Linked DNA regions of Homo sapiens: region 2 is linked to region 1. A link is a contact called in ENCODE Hi-C or POLR2A ChIA-PET data. All regions are on one chromosome and are shown on one strand. Each heading gives the region's core, a stretch centred on a gene start or an enhancer-like site at or near the end of the contact. The rest is flanking DNA. Distances are from core to core; before and after follow the strand shown. Region 1 overlaps PTPRA (protein tyrosine phosphatase receptor type A). Region 2 overlaps LOC101929098 (a long non-coding RNA gene).

Region 1 (6,930 bases), core at 1,482-3,981:
TAATAATTAGAGGCTAGGGATATTGTTAAATGTCCTACAGTGCACATGACAGACCCACATAACAGAGAATTGTATAGCCCAAAATGTCATTAGTGTGACGTTGAGAAAATATATATGCAGCATATGTTTTGTAAAAAAGAAGCCCTTACCAGTCTCTGTGACAAACTCTCTACTCTGTGTAGAGCACTGTTTTTCCAGCTGAGTCTAGATGGGAAGCCCCGCTTGTCATTTGGGCTGTGGGTGTACTGGTGCTGGGTTGGCAGGCCTTTGCTTAAGTACCATCCTGGTACCTCAAGGTCCACTTTCAACCCCAGTCCCAATTCCCTCTGAGCTTGAGGTGTTTCCAGGCCCAAACTGGTAGAACTAGTACTTAGTTTTCAGCTGGAGGCTCTTTGGCTCTGTTTGATCTCTTGGACATCGAGTCTGGTCTGTTTTGTCTTCCAGAAATCTCTCAAAGATTCTGATCTACATATGCCACCGTTTGCTGCCTTTCAGATATGCTGTTGATTCATTAGTATTTTTATATTTCTTCTACCATGTCAGTGTGCTTTGGGGGAAGATGAAGTAAATTCATGGATTTAGCCCAGTGTCTTAAGCCAAAGGTGCCTAATTACTTTCTTCTTCTTCTTTTTTTTTTTTTTTTTGAGGCAGAGTCTCGCTCCGTCACCCAGGCTGGAGTGCAGTGGCACGATCTTGGCTCACTGAAACCTCCGCCTCCTGGGTACAAGCGATTCTCCTGCCTCAGCCTCCTGAGTAGCTGGGACCAGAGGGGTGTGCCACCACACCCGCTAATTTTGTATTTTTAGCAGAGACGGGGTTTCACCATATTGGCCAGGCTGGTCTTGAACTCCTGACCTTGTGATCCACCCGCCTCGGCCTCCCAAAGTGCTGGGATGTGCCTAATTACTTTCTTATAATACCTGATATACTGCCCCCTGTTGTTGGAATTTAACAAAGACATTTAGTGATAAATTACTATTTTTTTTTGTTCTTTGGCTCAACGTAATCCATTGTTTGTTTTGTGCCTGTTATGTGTGAGACCCTGTGCTAGGTTTTAGGTGTACAGTGAGAATGAAGCAGACATGTAATCCTTGCTCTTGTGGAATTTATGCTATAAAGGAGGGATATTCATTAATCAACAAAGTCAAATATGTAATTATAAAGTGTGAGAGGTATTATCAAGGAAAATAATAAGGTCCTTGCCTTACAAAAATAGTATAGGAAATAACAGCAATTTTTTTTTTTTTTTTGAGACAGAGTCTCGCTCTATTGCCCAGGCTGAAGTGCAGTGGCGCAATCTCGGCTCACTACAACCTCTGCCCCCCAGGTTCAAGCGATTCTCCTGCCTCAGCCTCCTAAGTAGCTGAGATTACAGGCATGTGCCACCACACCTGGCTAATTTTTTTTGTATTTTTAGTAGAGATGGGGTTTCACCATGTTGGCCAAGCTGGTCTCGAATTCTTGACCTCATGATCTGCCCACCTCGGCTTCCCAAAGTGCTGGGATTGCAGGCGTGAGCCACTGTGCCTGGCCGTAACAGCTAAAATGAAGTACACACTGTGTGCTAGTTACTGTGCCAACAACTTTACATGAAAGATCTCATTTAATACGCAGAATAACTTATTTCAGAAATGAGGAAACTGAGACTTATGATCCTAATTTAGTATTAGGAAGTCAGAGAAGACCTGTGTGGGAAAAGTGACACACAGAGAACCAGACAAGTAGGAGATAACCAGGCAAAGAACAGAGAGAGGCTGTGTAAAGCAGAAGGAATAACATGCTCAAAGGCCTGAGGATGAATGAATGAAAGCATGGAAGGACACCAGTGGCTGAAATTGAGTGAGCAAGGAAAGAGTGCAAGAGATAGGGCAGGTAGGGGCTAAATCGAGGGGGTTGTTAGAGTCCAGGATAAGGAGATTAGATTTCATTCTGAGGCATGAGAAACTGTTGGAGGGTTTTACCTAAGAGTGGGACACAACCTGAGTTGCTTTCCTAGAGATCACTCTGCTTTGTGGAGAATGGATTGGCAGGGGCAGAGGCTTACTGTGATCCAGGTGAGAGAGGATGGAGGTTGGGACTACACTGGTGGCAATAAAAAAAATGCAAAAAAAAAAAAAAAAAAAGGCAGACAGATTTGAAGTTTTAGATATATCTCCAAAATATATTATTTGCAGCTGTGCTAGATATAGAAGATAAGTGTGAGGAAGAAATCAAGGGGGTTTCCACATTTCTTACTTGAGCAACAGGGTGGGTTGGAGTACTAGCTACTGAATGGTGAGGGAAAGGTTTTAAACACAGAAAGCTTGTGTTGCCTATGAAATTTAAAGTGGAGGTGGCAAATAGGCAGTTGAGAATCTGGAACTCAGAAAAGAGGTCTGATCAAGCAAAGCAACTGTGGGAATTGCTAGCATGGCATTTATATTTACAGTCATCTCTCTGATCAGATTAACTAGATATAGAGAAGAGTGCCAAGGACAGAGCCCTGAGGAATTCCCACATTTAGAGATCTGGTGTTGGAAGAGGAACAGATAGTGAGGGAAACTGAGATGGGCAGACGAGATAGAAGGAAAATCAGAGGAGTGTTTCGTTGTGGAAAGCTAAGAGAGGAAAGTGCTTCAGAGAGGAAGGAGTGATCAGCCAGTCTGAACACTCATTTTAAGGTGAGAGCCACATACCACAGTATGTTTGAAACTTACCATTAACAAAGAAGCGTCATGTAATGTCTTCCATCTCTAAAAACAAAACCAAAAAAAACCCATCTGTCCACCTCACTCACATCTCCCTCCATCTGTCATTCCTTTCCTCTGCATCCCTTAATGTTAAAAGTCCCCACGAAAGGACCCAGTGTCTCACTGTCCTTTTTCTATCTTTATTTCACTCCATTTAGGCTTTCTCACCCATATTCAACTGAAAATACTCTTGGAAAGGTCACCAGTAGCCACCGTCTTGTCAAATCTGGTTTCACTTCTCTGTCTCATCCTTCTTAAGTCTGTAGGCAGTATTTGATTGAATTGATTGCTCCCTCCTTGAAAAACTCTGCTCTTGGCTTCTATGACACTACATTCTTAGATTAACCTCTCACCTCATGGCTACTGCTTATGGGTCAGTTTAGCTTTTAACAGAATGTAAATCCAGTTATATATCTCCTCTGTTCAAAGCCCTTCGATGACATAGTGTTTCTCATCACACTCAGAATTAAATCCACAATCATTACAATGGACTCCCAAGTCCTAAGTCTGCTGGCTTTTGCCCACCTCTCTGGCATCTTATATTGAACTGGCCTTTGTGCTGTTTCTTGAACCTGCCAAGCTCCTGAGAGCTACCATGCTTGCTGTTCCCAGTGTCTAGAAAGCTCTTCACCCAGATCTTTGCGTGGTTCACTTCACGTTATTTAGAGCTCTGCTTGTATATTACTTCCTCAGAGAGACCTTCCCAGACCACTGTATCACTGCTCCCCAACCTGTCACTTTCTCTCTCCCCACCCTGCTTTTTATTCCTCATAGCACTTGTCCCTGTCTAAAATTAAGTATTGACTTGTTTATAAACAGTGTCTTCCTTCCTCCCCACAGAATGGAAGCTTTCTATCACTTGTCTCCTTGAACACTTCTCTGTTCCTAGTGTCTCAAACAATGGCATGCAATTGCTGGCCCACAGATATTTGAATGAATGCTGCTAAAAGGTTGAATCAGATGAGGATGGGAATGTTCCTGTTGGATTTGGCAATATGCCATTTGTTGGTGTTCTGGCTGAGCAGTTTAAACAGAGCACTGAGGGTGGGAGTCAGGGCAAATAGATTAAGGAGAACCTGAAGGTAAGGAATTAGACAAGACGAATTAGACAACTGTGTTTCGGAAAGTCAGCTGAGAAGAGAGACGCGAGGCTGGTGGTAGCTGGGGGAGGGTAAATGAGGTCAAGAAGACAAGTCTTTGAGTTGACAGCAGTGGATGTAATCCAGAGCACACATGACAGGATGGAAGAGACTTGTCTTCCCTTTTAGCAGGTAGGAAAATGGTGAAGATAGTTACCAAGCCACTCTGATGGTGTAGTTCATGGAGTCGGGTGGAGGGTGAGAGTGGAGGCGGATGAGTCAGTGCCTGGCCAGCTGCATGAGAAAACAAGGCTAGGTATTGGGTGAAAGGGAGCCAGGCCCTGTGGAATGAGGTGGGATTGCCATGTCTTCAAACCAGATGTTGCCATGGTTGGGGTCCTGGCAAAAGGTGACTAAGGGAGCAGGGTGTGGAAAGAGGAAAAAAGAAGCAACCAGCAGTTTTGTTACATGGTGGCTGAGGATCTAATAATGTCTCCTTGTTTTATTTTATTTTTATTTAGCTGGTCTCAAATTCCTGGCCTCAAGCAATCCTTCTACCTCAGCCTCCCAAAGTGCTGGGATAGGCATGAGCCGCCACACCCAGCTGTCTCCTTGTTTGTTTGTTTGTTTGTTTGTTTGTTTGTTTGTTTGTTTTGAGACAGGGTCTTGCTCTGTTGCCCAGGGTGGAGTGTAGTGTACAGGCCCGGCTCACTGTAATCTCCATCTCCTAAGCTCCAGTGATCCTCCTACCTCAGCCTCCTGAGTAGCTGGGACTATAGGCGCACATCACCACACCGGCTATTTTTTTAATTTTTAGTAGAGATGGAGTTTTACCCTGTTGCCAGGCTGGTCTCGAATACCTTGGCTCAAGCAATCCACCCGCTTTGTCCTCCTAAAATGCTAGGATTACAGGCATGAGCCATTGTGCCCTACTTGTCTCCTTGTTTTAATTAGGAACAGTATTCTCTGTGCCCGGAAACCATTTGGGTTTATGATAGGAAAACTGTCTTTTTCCCTTCCTCTCCCATCTTCCTCTAGATGGAACCCATTGAGGCTGAGAGAGTGTACAGTGTTGGCCCTGCATACCTAACTTGCCATCAGAATTGAATGTGTTCATGCCTCCAGATATTCCAGTGCTTTTTATGTGCTAAGTACTGTTTTAGGCTCAAAGGATATAGCAGTGAGTAAAACAAAGTGTCTGCCTTTAAACAGCTTTTATTCTAATGCAGGGAGACAGAGTAAATAAATGTATGATAGTCAGAGATGGGGTGAGCATGTCATCCTGGGCCCCATGCTCTCTCCCCACCTCACCTCAATAGCCCTGGCATGGCAGTGGGAGGTGCACACTCATACTTTCTTCTCTGTTTCCATTTCCTGGCATCTGCAGAAGGACTGAATGAGCTCTTCCTCTTCAGGGTGTTGCCCTGAATGGCTGACTTAAGCCCTCCATTGCACAACACAGTAATGACTTGTTCTGTTGTCTTGATTTCAGATGAGACACCAATTATTGCGGTGATGGTGGCCCTGTCCTCTCTGCTAGTGATCGTGTTTATTATCATAGTTTTGTACATGTTAAGGTGAGCCTACTAACACTTCACATTCTCTTAGATTCTGTTTCAATATCCCAGTGTCCCAATGAACCCACACAGTCCAGTAGACAGTAGGATATACACAATGAATAGGATAGAGGGGGAATGACCCATGATAGTGCTAAAATTGAAGTTCTACTTAGAAATTATTTAAAAGCTCTACATAGTCTTCCTTAAGTCCTAAGCCCTCCCTCTTTCTTCCATCTGTCCAAGCCCAGTCTCCCAACTCCAGTGCAAGCTAAAGCCCAGAATGGTAGTTTGGAGGTTGAGGTAAGAAACCGCAGTTTGTTATTAGTGACAGGTGTTACAGGATCTCTAGGTCTAGCCCTGCTGAAGCAACCCCTAAAAGGGCCCCAGTAAGATTACATGCTCAACAAAAGCCTACTGTATTTCTGGCTGGGGCTTTGTCCCCAGACCCTTCTGGGACCCCTGGCCCTGGCATGTTGAGTTGAGCCATGTGAGTTGTGAGTTACAGGATCCCTCTTTCTAACCTTCTTTCAGGGTCCTCTAGACGTTACCACTCAAGCAGAAGCAAGGAAGGGGAACCCAAGGGAGAGAAGAGGGTGGTGCATTTATTCTCTTCCTGCTAAAGCTACTGCCCTGACTAATTGGATTTAGCCCTGCCTTATCTTTGGCCTAACCAAAGATGTTCTGTGCTCCCTCTGTTCTTCTGCAGGGATAAAGAGAGAGGAATCATGTGCCCCCTATAATTTGTCATGTGTCTCTATCATTCTGCAGGAGACTTGTGGCCAGGACTGTGTCCACCCAATCCAAAGCTCTGGGCTTCTCCCTGGGTCTCCCAGGCTACACTGAGGAAATACCAAGATTTTTGTTTGATATATATTGTCTGTCTCCCCCAGCTGTATTCCACCCACTCACCCTCTCTCTACCTGGTGTGGCTGTGCTCTGCAGTGAGCCACATGAGCCTGAATATACTGTTGGGGTTCCCTGGTTGGATTCCAGTGTGCCAAGGGTAAACAGGAGTATCCCGAGGTACTCGGTCACCCCAGCATGCTGCTGCCTCAGGGTGTGCATGACCTGTCTCTAAAAAAGCCCGATTATTTTTAAAGGCGATTTAGAAAGGCTGAATTGATGAGCAGGAATACAGAGGTGTGATTTGCCTCTCCCACCTCTGTGCTCCATTCTTCACTGTGATCATTTTCTCATTAGGTTTAAGAAATACAAGCAAGCTGGGAGCCATTCCAATTCTTTCCGCTTATCCAACGGCCGCACTGAGGATGTGGGTAAGGCATTCCTTAATGTCATGGGGAACCTTCACAAGGAAGGAAATCAAGAAATTAGGAGTTTCTCCATCCTTTTAAAAGAATAAGACAATAAAAAGAGGAAAAAAGATTTTTGAAGAAAACAGTCCTAGTTCTTACAGGCTTGGTCCATGAGGTAGAACCCCGTTTAGCCTCCAGAAGAGGGGCTAGGTTCTCAGGGTACCTGACTGACCTTCTCCCTTGTGTACTGCAGAGCCCCAGAGTGTGCCACTTCTGGCCAGATCCCCAAGCACCAACAGGAAATACCCAC
Region 2 (7,686 bases), core at 3,309-5,808, 84 kb after region 1:
CTGGGTGACAGAGCGAGACTCCATCTCAAAAAATAAATAAATAAATACCCTGCCCGGCCGCCGCCCCGTCTGGGAGGTGTACCCAACAGCTCATTGAGAACGGGCCATGATGACGATGGCGGTTTTGTCGAATAGAAAAGGGGGAAATGTGGGGAAAAGAAAGAGAGATCAGATTGTTACTGTGTCTGTGTAGAAAGAAGTAGACATAGGAGACTCCATTTTGTTCTGTACTAAGACAAATTCTTCTGCCTTGGGATGCTGTTAATCTATAACCTTACCCCCAACCCCGTGCTCTCTGAAACATGTGCTGTGTCCACTCAGGGTTGAATGGATTAAGGGCGGTGCAAGATGTGCTTTGTTAAACAGATGCTTGAAGGCAGCAGGCTCCTTAAGAGTCATCACCACTCCCTAATCTCAAGTACCCAGGGACACAAACACTGCGGAAGGCCGCAGGGTCCTCTGCCTAGGAAAACCAGAGACCTTTGCTCAGGTGTTTATCTGCTGACCTTCCCTCCACTGTTGTCCTATGACCCTGCCAAATCCCCCTCTCCGAGAAACACCCAAGAATGATCAATAAATACTAAAAAATTTTTTTAAAAATAAATAAATAAAAATAAAATAACATAAAAAAAGACATACAAATGGCCAACAGGTATATGAAAAAATTGCTCAACATTAGTAATCATCAGAAAAATGCAAATAAAAATGACAATGAGGCCAGGCACAGCGGCTCACGCCTGTAATCCTAGCACTTTGGGAGGCCAAGGCAAGCGGATTGCTTGAGCTCAGGAGTTCAAGACCAGCCTGGGCAACACGGTGAAACCCCCATCTCTACAAAAAATGCAAAAATTAGCCAGGCATCGTGGCTCACATCTGTAATCACAGCTACTTTGTGGGCTGAGGCACGAGAATCACTTGAACCCGGGAGGCAGAGGTTGCAGTGAGCTGATCATGCCACTGCACTCCAGCCTGGGTGACAAAGTGAGACCCTCTACAAAAAATACAAATATTAGCCAGGCGTGGTGGTGCGCACATGTAGTCCCAGCTACTCTGGAGGCTGAAGGGGGAGGATCACTTGAGCCTGGGTGGTCAAGGCTGCAGTGAGCTGAGATTGCACCACTGCACTCCAGCCTGGGCAACAAAGTGAAAAGAAAAAAAAGAAAAACAATAAACAGGAATGAAACAGGAATGAACTACTGTAACCGCCCAACAGGTTCACCTTACCCACTGCCTAGACAGCCAATTTATCAGGACAGGGGAATTGCAATACAGAAAGAGTAATTCACTCAGAGCCAGGTGGGCAGGAGACAGAAGTTTCATTATTGCTCAAAACAGTCTCTCTGAGCATTCAGGAATCAGAGTTTTTAAGAATAATGTGCTGGGTGGCGGGGCAGTCATTGGGTCAGGAGTGTTTATTGGCTGGGGTGGAGAAGAAGCTGTCCTCTTGCATTGAGTGAGTTCCTGGGTGGGGGCCACAATATCAGATGAGCCAGTTTATTGATCTGGGTGGTGCTAACTGATCCATAGAGTGCAGGTCTGCAAAATATCTCAAGCACTGATCTTAGGTTTGACAATAGTGATGCTATCCCCAGGAGCAATTTGGAGAGGGTCAGAATCTTCTAGCCTCCAGCTGCATGACTCCTAAACCATAATTTCTAATCTTGTGGCTAATATGTTAGTTCTACCAAGGCAGTCTAGTCCCCAGGCAAGAAGGAGGTTTGGTTTGGGAAAGGGCTGTTACTGCCTTTGTTTTAAACTATAAACTATGTACTAAGTTCATCCCAAAGTAAGTTCAGCCTACGCCCAGGATTGAACAAGGACAGCGTGGAGGTTAAAGCAAGATGGAACTGGCTAGGACAGATCTCTTTCACTGTCTCAGCTAGAATTTTGCATCGGTAGTTTCACTACTGATACACAAAATAACTTGGATGAACCTCAGAACGCCAGACATAAATGATCAAGTACTGTATTGTTCCATTTAGGTGACATTTCTAGAAAAGGCAAATCTTTATCAGTGGTTTCCTGGGGGCTGGGGTGGGAGCCAGCAGTAAGGCAAATGGGCATGGGGGAACTTGACATGGGGACAGAGTATTCTAAAACTGGATTGTGGGAGTGGCTGGACAACTGTTTGAATTTACCAAAAATCACCAAACAGTACGCTTAGAGTGCGTACAAATTACGATCTGTAAATTGCACTTCACTGGAGTTTTTTAAATAAAGAAGTTCAAGTTTCAGTCCCTCCCTTACATGTCCTTTGGCATCTGGCACACTTCCTCCTCCGTGAAACCCTGTCCTCAGACCCCTGCTTGTTTCCCCCTACCTTGCTTAGAGTGGGATCCTTGGTCCTCTTCTCCATCTGTCCTGCCCCAGGGTGATGTCACTCTGGTGGGGCCTTTAAATATTGGTACTGGCTGGGCGCGGTGGCTCACGCCTATAACCCCAGCACTTTGGGAGGCCAAAGCAGGCAGACCACCTGAGGTCGGGAGTTTGAGACCTGCCCGACCAACATGGAGAAACCCTGTCTCTACCATAAATACAAAATTAGCTGGGCGTGGTGGTGCATGCCTGTAATCCCAGCTACTCAGGAGGCTGAGGCAGGAGAATCGCTTGAACCCGGGAGGCAGAGGCTGCAGTGAGCTGAGATTGTGCTATTACACTCCAGCCTGGGCAACAAGAGCGAAACTGTCTCAATAAATAAATAAGATAAATAAATATTGGTACTGACCATTGCTTCAGCCTAGACCTCTCTCCTGAACTCCAGACACACCTCCAAATGCCTGCTCAGGTTCTTCTTGGATGTGTAGCGGGCATCCCAAACATGACAGGTCCGCACTGAGCCCCTGCTCTTCCCAACTCAAATCAGTGCCACCCTCAGGTTCCCATGCCAGCTGATGGCACCTTCATCCTTCCCATTGCTCAAGCCAGAAATCTTGTTTTGTTTTTGTTCTTGTTTTTGAGACAGAGTCTCGCTCTGTTGCCCAGGCTGGAGTGCAGTGGCACCATCTCTGCTCACTGCAACCTCTGCCTCCCGGGTTCAAGTGATTCCCCTGCCTCAGCCTCCTTAGTAGCTGGGACTACACGCACACGCCATCATGCCTGGCTAATTTTTGTATTTTTTAGTGGAGACGAGGTTTCACCATGTTGGCCAGGCTGGTCTCAAACTCCTGACCTCAGGTGACCCCCCAGTCTTGGCCTCCCAAAGTGCTGGGATTACAGGCATGAGCCACTACTCCTGGCCCAGAAATCTTTTTTTTGAGACAGAGTCACTGTTTCACCCAGGCTGGAGTGCAACGGTGCTATCTCAGTTCACTGCAACCTCTACCTCCCAGGTTCAAGTGATTCTCCTGTCTCAGCCTCCCGAGTAGCTGGGAATACAGGCATGAGCCATCCCACCCGGCCCAGACCAGAAATATTGAAGTCATCTTCGACTCCTCTTTTTCTCTCCCACTCACATCCAATCCATCAGCAAACTGCAGTTGGTATCTCCTTTAAAATGCACCAAGAATCAGGTCACTTCTCGACACACACATTGCACTCCCATTACTCACAGGGATTGCTGCATAGCCTCCTCCCTAGTTTCCCCACAGTCTTTTTTTTTTTTTTTTGGAAGGAGTCTCGCTCTGTCGCCCAGGCTGGAGTGCAGTGGCACGATCTTGGCTCACTGCAACCTCCACCTCCCGGGTTCAAGCGATTCTCCTGCCTCAGCCTCCAGAGTAGCTGGGACTACAGGCGCCAGCCACCATGCCCAGCTAATTTTTTTGTATTTTTAGTAGAGACGGAGTTTCACCATGTTAGCCAGGATGGTCTTGATCTCCTGACCTCATGATCCACCCACCTCAGCCTCCCAAAGTGCGGGGATAACAGGTGTGAGCCACCGCGCCTGGTTCCCCACAGTCTTGTCACAGCACTATATCCAAAGTTATCGTAAGCTGGCTCAGAACTCCCTCTCATTCCCCCATTTCATTTGGAGGAAAAGCCCAAGCCCTGTGAGGTGCAGTCCCACGTTACCTTTCCGATCTCGGGAGTTCAGTCACTCTGCTCCAGGACCACTGGCCTCCTTGCTCCTTGAACATGCCAGGCACATTCCTGCCTCAGGACCTCAGCACTTGTCATTTCCTCCCCTCCATTACAGGCAGAATGCTAAAGTGGATCCCTGAAATTCTCAGCCCCTGGTATCTTTCTGTGGATTACACAATGATTACCTTTGTGTAATCTTTTCTGGCTTCATGTGGGTAGAACCCATAGCTTTTTTTTTTTTTTTTTGAGACGGACAGAGTCTCACTCTGTCACCCAGGCTGAAGTGCAGTGGCGTGATCTCGGCTCACTGCCACCTCCACCTCCTGGGTTCCTCCACCTCCCGAGTAGATGGGACTAAAGGCTTCCACCACTGCGCCCGGCTAAATTTGTTTGTATTTTTTTTAGTAGAGACGGGGTTTCACCATATTGGCCAGACTGGTCTCGAACTCCTGACCTCAAGTGATCCACCCACCGCTGGCCTCCCAAAGTGCTGGGAGCCAGCGCGCCCAGCCAACCACGCTCCAGCCTGGGCCACGGAGCGTGACTCAGTCTCAAAACAAAAACAAAAACAGGCGTGGCCCACTGTGCCCAGCCAACTTTCTTCTAAACATTAGAAGAAGATGACAAAGGTGATAACCACGACTATACTACGTTATATGGCAAAGGTGAGGGGATTCTGCAGATGTAATGAAGACACCTGATCAATCCGAGTTAAAAGGGTGGTGATCCGTGTGGGTCTGACCTAATCAGGTCAGGTGCCCCTCAGAAAAGGACTCCCTGTGTGCTTAGACTTGAAGCAGCAGAGACTCTCTCTGTTCCTGACCTTGAAGAAGCAGGCCACCACGAGTTTGACAGCTGCAAGGAAATGAATTCTGCTAACAATCACCCGGGCTCTGGAAATGAATGCAGCCTGGCTGACACCCTGATCGTAGCCCCAGAGCAAAAGACCCAGCTAAGCCATGCCTGGCCCAATGTAATAAGCAAATGTTGTTTTAAGCTGCCAAATTGTGGTAGCTTTTGTGTTTTTGTTTTCGTTTTGAGACAGAGTCACGCTCCGTCGCCTAGGCTGGAGTGCAGTGGCATCATCCTAGTTCACTGCAGCCTCGAACTCCTGGGCTCAAGTGATCTTCCTGTCTCAGCCTCCCAAGTAGCTGGGACTGCAGGTGCATGCCAACAAACCCAGCTAATTTTTTAAAAACATTTTATAGAGCCTGGGTCTCCCTATGTTGCCCAGGCTGGTCTCTAATTCCTGGGCTTAAGTGATCCTCTCGCTTCAGACTCCCAAAGTGCTGGGATTACAGGCACAAGCCACCGTGCCTGGCCTGTGGTAATTTGTTACACAGCAACAGAAAACCAATGTCCCCTCAGATATCTGCATGGTTTATTTTCTCTTCTTCACAAAGAAGTCTACACTGACCACCCTCGGTGAAATCGCAACAGGCCTCCCTTTTATCTCTGTAGCACTTACTAATCTACTGCAATATGTATGTTGTTACTGAAGTATGTTTATTGTTTATACTTGTTTCCTAACTAACTGAAATGTGTTTATTGTTTAACATCTCTCTTCCTCCACTAGAATATAAGCCCCATGAGGGCAGAGGTTTTTGTGTTTTGTTGCTGCTGTTTCCAGGCATTTGTAATGGGACCCGGAGCATCTTCAGAAGAGGGGTTGTTGAACAGGTGAAGGGATGCAGCCCATCTGGGGGACATAATACTATGGTAATTTATGCACATGTGTTAGCTTAAGTGAGGTCATCGTGCCCACAGAGCAGGTGAGAGACCTCTCTGGGCCACTGCTGGGTCAGGCCCTTGGACTTCTAGGCCCTGAATGCCAATAAGCTAATCTGGGTGAGAGAGGACTGGCTGCTGATTTGTAATGCAGGTCAGCCTGACCGGCTCCTGGGTGCTGGACAGCTCATGCCAGTGACTCATGCCAGTGACTAGGGTCAGATGAGCTCTGTGACCTGCTTGGCCCCATCAGCCTCTTCACCTTCCTCAACAAGAGGGCAGGAGAGTCTGGAGCTGTCCCGTTCTCTTCTCCCAGGGGTCGGGGACTGGCCCACCAGTGAGGCTGGTCTCTCACAGTGCTTCTCATTTCTTCCATTCTGCCTCAGGTTGGGTTCCCTACAGGTTGGGTTCCCTAGAGAGCAGACGGAGATGGTTTCACAAAGGGGGTTTTTATTACAGAAGGCCCTGGGGACCCACACCTTTGGGAGGGAGGGGTCAAAAATAGGAGTGAGCAGAGGGAGAACTGCTATGCAGACCACAGCTGACCCCATAGGGAGCTCTGGAGCCAAAATGCTCCTTCAGAGTTATCCTGCATTTGGGCCAAAATGGACCAGTCATTGGATGCGGGCCACCTGGGAAGGGTGTGACCCTGAGCCAGGCAGCTCTCTGCAGCTGAAGCAGGCTCTCGAGGAGCTACCCCTGAGGGCCACCTGCAGAGGGCACTCCCAGCAGCTGGGTGGCAGGTGCTTTCACAAAGGGAGAGTTGAGCAGCGCCTTTCCTTTCTTGTTCATGATATCTACCAATACCTCTCCCACTGGGGTAATCCATCTTTTCTTTTAATTATTTTCCTTTTGAGATATATTAAAAATGCAAAAAAAAAAATTTTTATTTTTTTGAGACGGAGTCTCGCTCTATCACCTAGGCTGGAGTGCAGTGGCATGATCTTGGCTCACTGCAACCTCCGCCTCCTGGGTTCAACTGATTCTCCTGCCTCAGCCTCCTGAATAGCTGTGATTACAGGTGCCTACCTCACGCCCAGCTAATTTTTGTATTTTTATATTTTTAGTAGAGATGGGGTTTCACCATGTTGGCCAGGTTGGTCAACCACCACGCCCAGCCAAAAAAAATTTTAATGTCGAAAATGAGAGAAATAGAATTACAAAAGAAACCAATTACAGGGCCAGGCACAGCAGCTCAAGCCTGTAATCCTAGCACTTTGGGAGGCTGAGGCGGGTGGATCACCTGAGGTCAGGAGTTCGAGACCAGCCTGGTCAACATGGTGAAACCCCCGTCTTTACTGAAAATACACAAATTAGCCAGGCGTGGTGGTGCATGTCTGTAATCCAAGCTACTTGGGAGGCTGAGACAGGAGAATCGCTTGAAACCAGGAGGTGGAGGTTGCAGTGAGCCAAGATGGCGCCCGCCATTGCACTCCAGCCTGGGCGACAGAGCGAGACTCCGTCTCAAGAAAAAAATATATATATTTATATTCAGATATCAAAATGTTAAAACACTTTTTTTTTTTTTGAGACAGGGTCTCGCTCTCGCTCTGTCACTCTGGCTGGAGTGCAGTGGTACGATCACAGCTCACTGCAGTCTTGAATTCCCAGGCTTAAGCGGTACTCCTGCCTCAGCCTCCCAAGCAGCTGAGACTACAGGAGCACACCAACACGCCCAGCTAATTTTTGTATTTTTTGTAGAGTTGGGGGTTCTCGCTATGTTGCCTAGGCTGGTCTTGAACTTCTGGTCTCAAGTGATCTGCCCACCTCAGACTCCCAAAGTATTGGGATTGCAGGCGTGAGCCACAGCGCCCAGCCAAAACACATTTTGATGGTGTCATAAACGTGCTTCTTTAACCATTAGATAGCAAGATCTGGTCGTGGCCCAATAACTGTGATAATTTTGAAGATATAATGAATCTAAACAGTATATAGAGGCAT

Evidence for each region. Hi-C counts contacts between places; a loop is a spot of excess contacts on that map. ChIA-PET counts read pairs that join two places held with the same protein, here RNA polymerase II (POLR2A). Pooled maps may share reads with other maps.
Region 2: a pooled map shows a loop between it and region 1 (2.8-fold over the local background). The contact joins two enhancer-like sites. A Hi-C loop is called at or near these places in 2 of 50 pooled maps. POLR2A ChIA-PET finds 5 or more read pairs at or near these places in 2 of 52 experiments (H1 and activated naive CD4-positive, alpha-beta T cell).

The regions. Positions count from the first base shown.
Region 1 is chr20:2,981,465-2,988,394 of GRCh38, forward strand. PTPRA (protein tyrosine phosphatase receptor type A) reads left to right here. Exons shown (of 24, transcript NM_001385305.1): 7 at 5,301-5,385; 8 at 6,568-6,641; 9 at 6,874-6,930. Among named protein-coding and RNA genes, the nearest start is that of GNRH2, 59 kb to the right of the region's middle. Within about 2 kb of position 2,732, at least 4 of the 41 ENCODE cell types and tissues checked have a DNase peak (open chromatin) inside an H3K27ac peak, as active enhancers do.
Region 2 is chr20:3,063,258-3,070,943 of GRCh38, forward strand. LOC101929098 (a long non-coding RNA gene) reads right to left here. Exons shown (of 2, transcript XR_430278.4): 2 at 5,377-6,157. Among named protein-coding and RNA genes, the nearest start is that of OXT, 4.5 kb to the right of the region's middle. Within about 2 kb of position 4,559, at least 2 of the 41 ENCODE cell types and tissues checked have a DNase peak (open chromatin) inside an H3K27ac peak, as active enhancers do.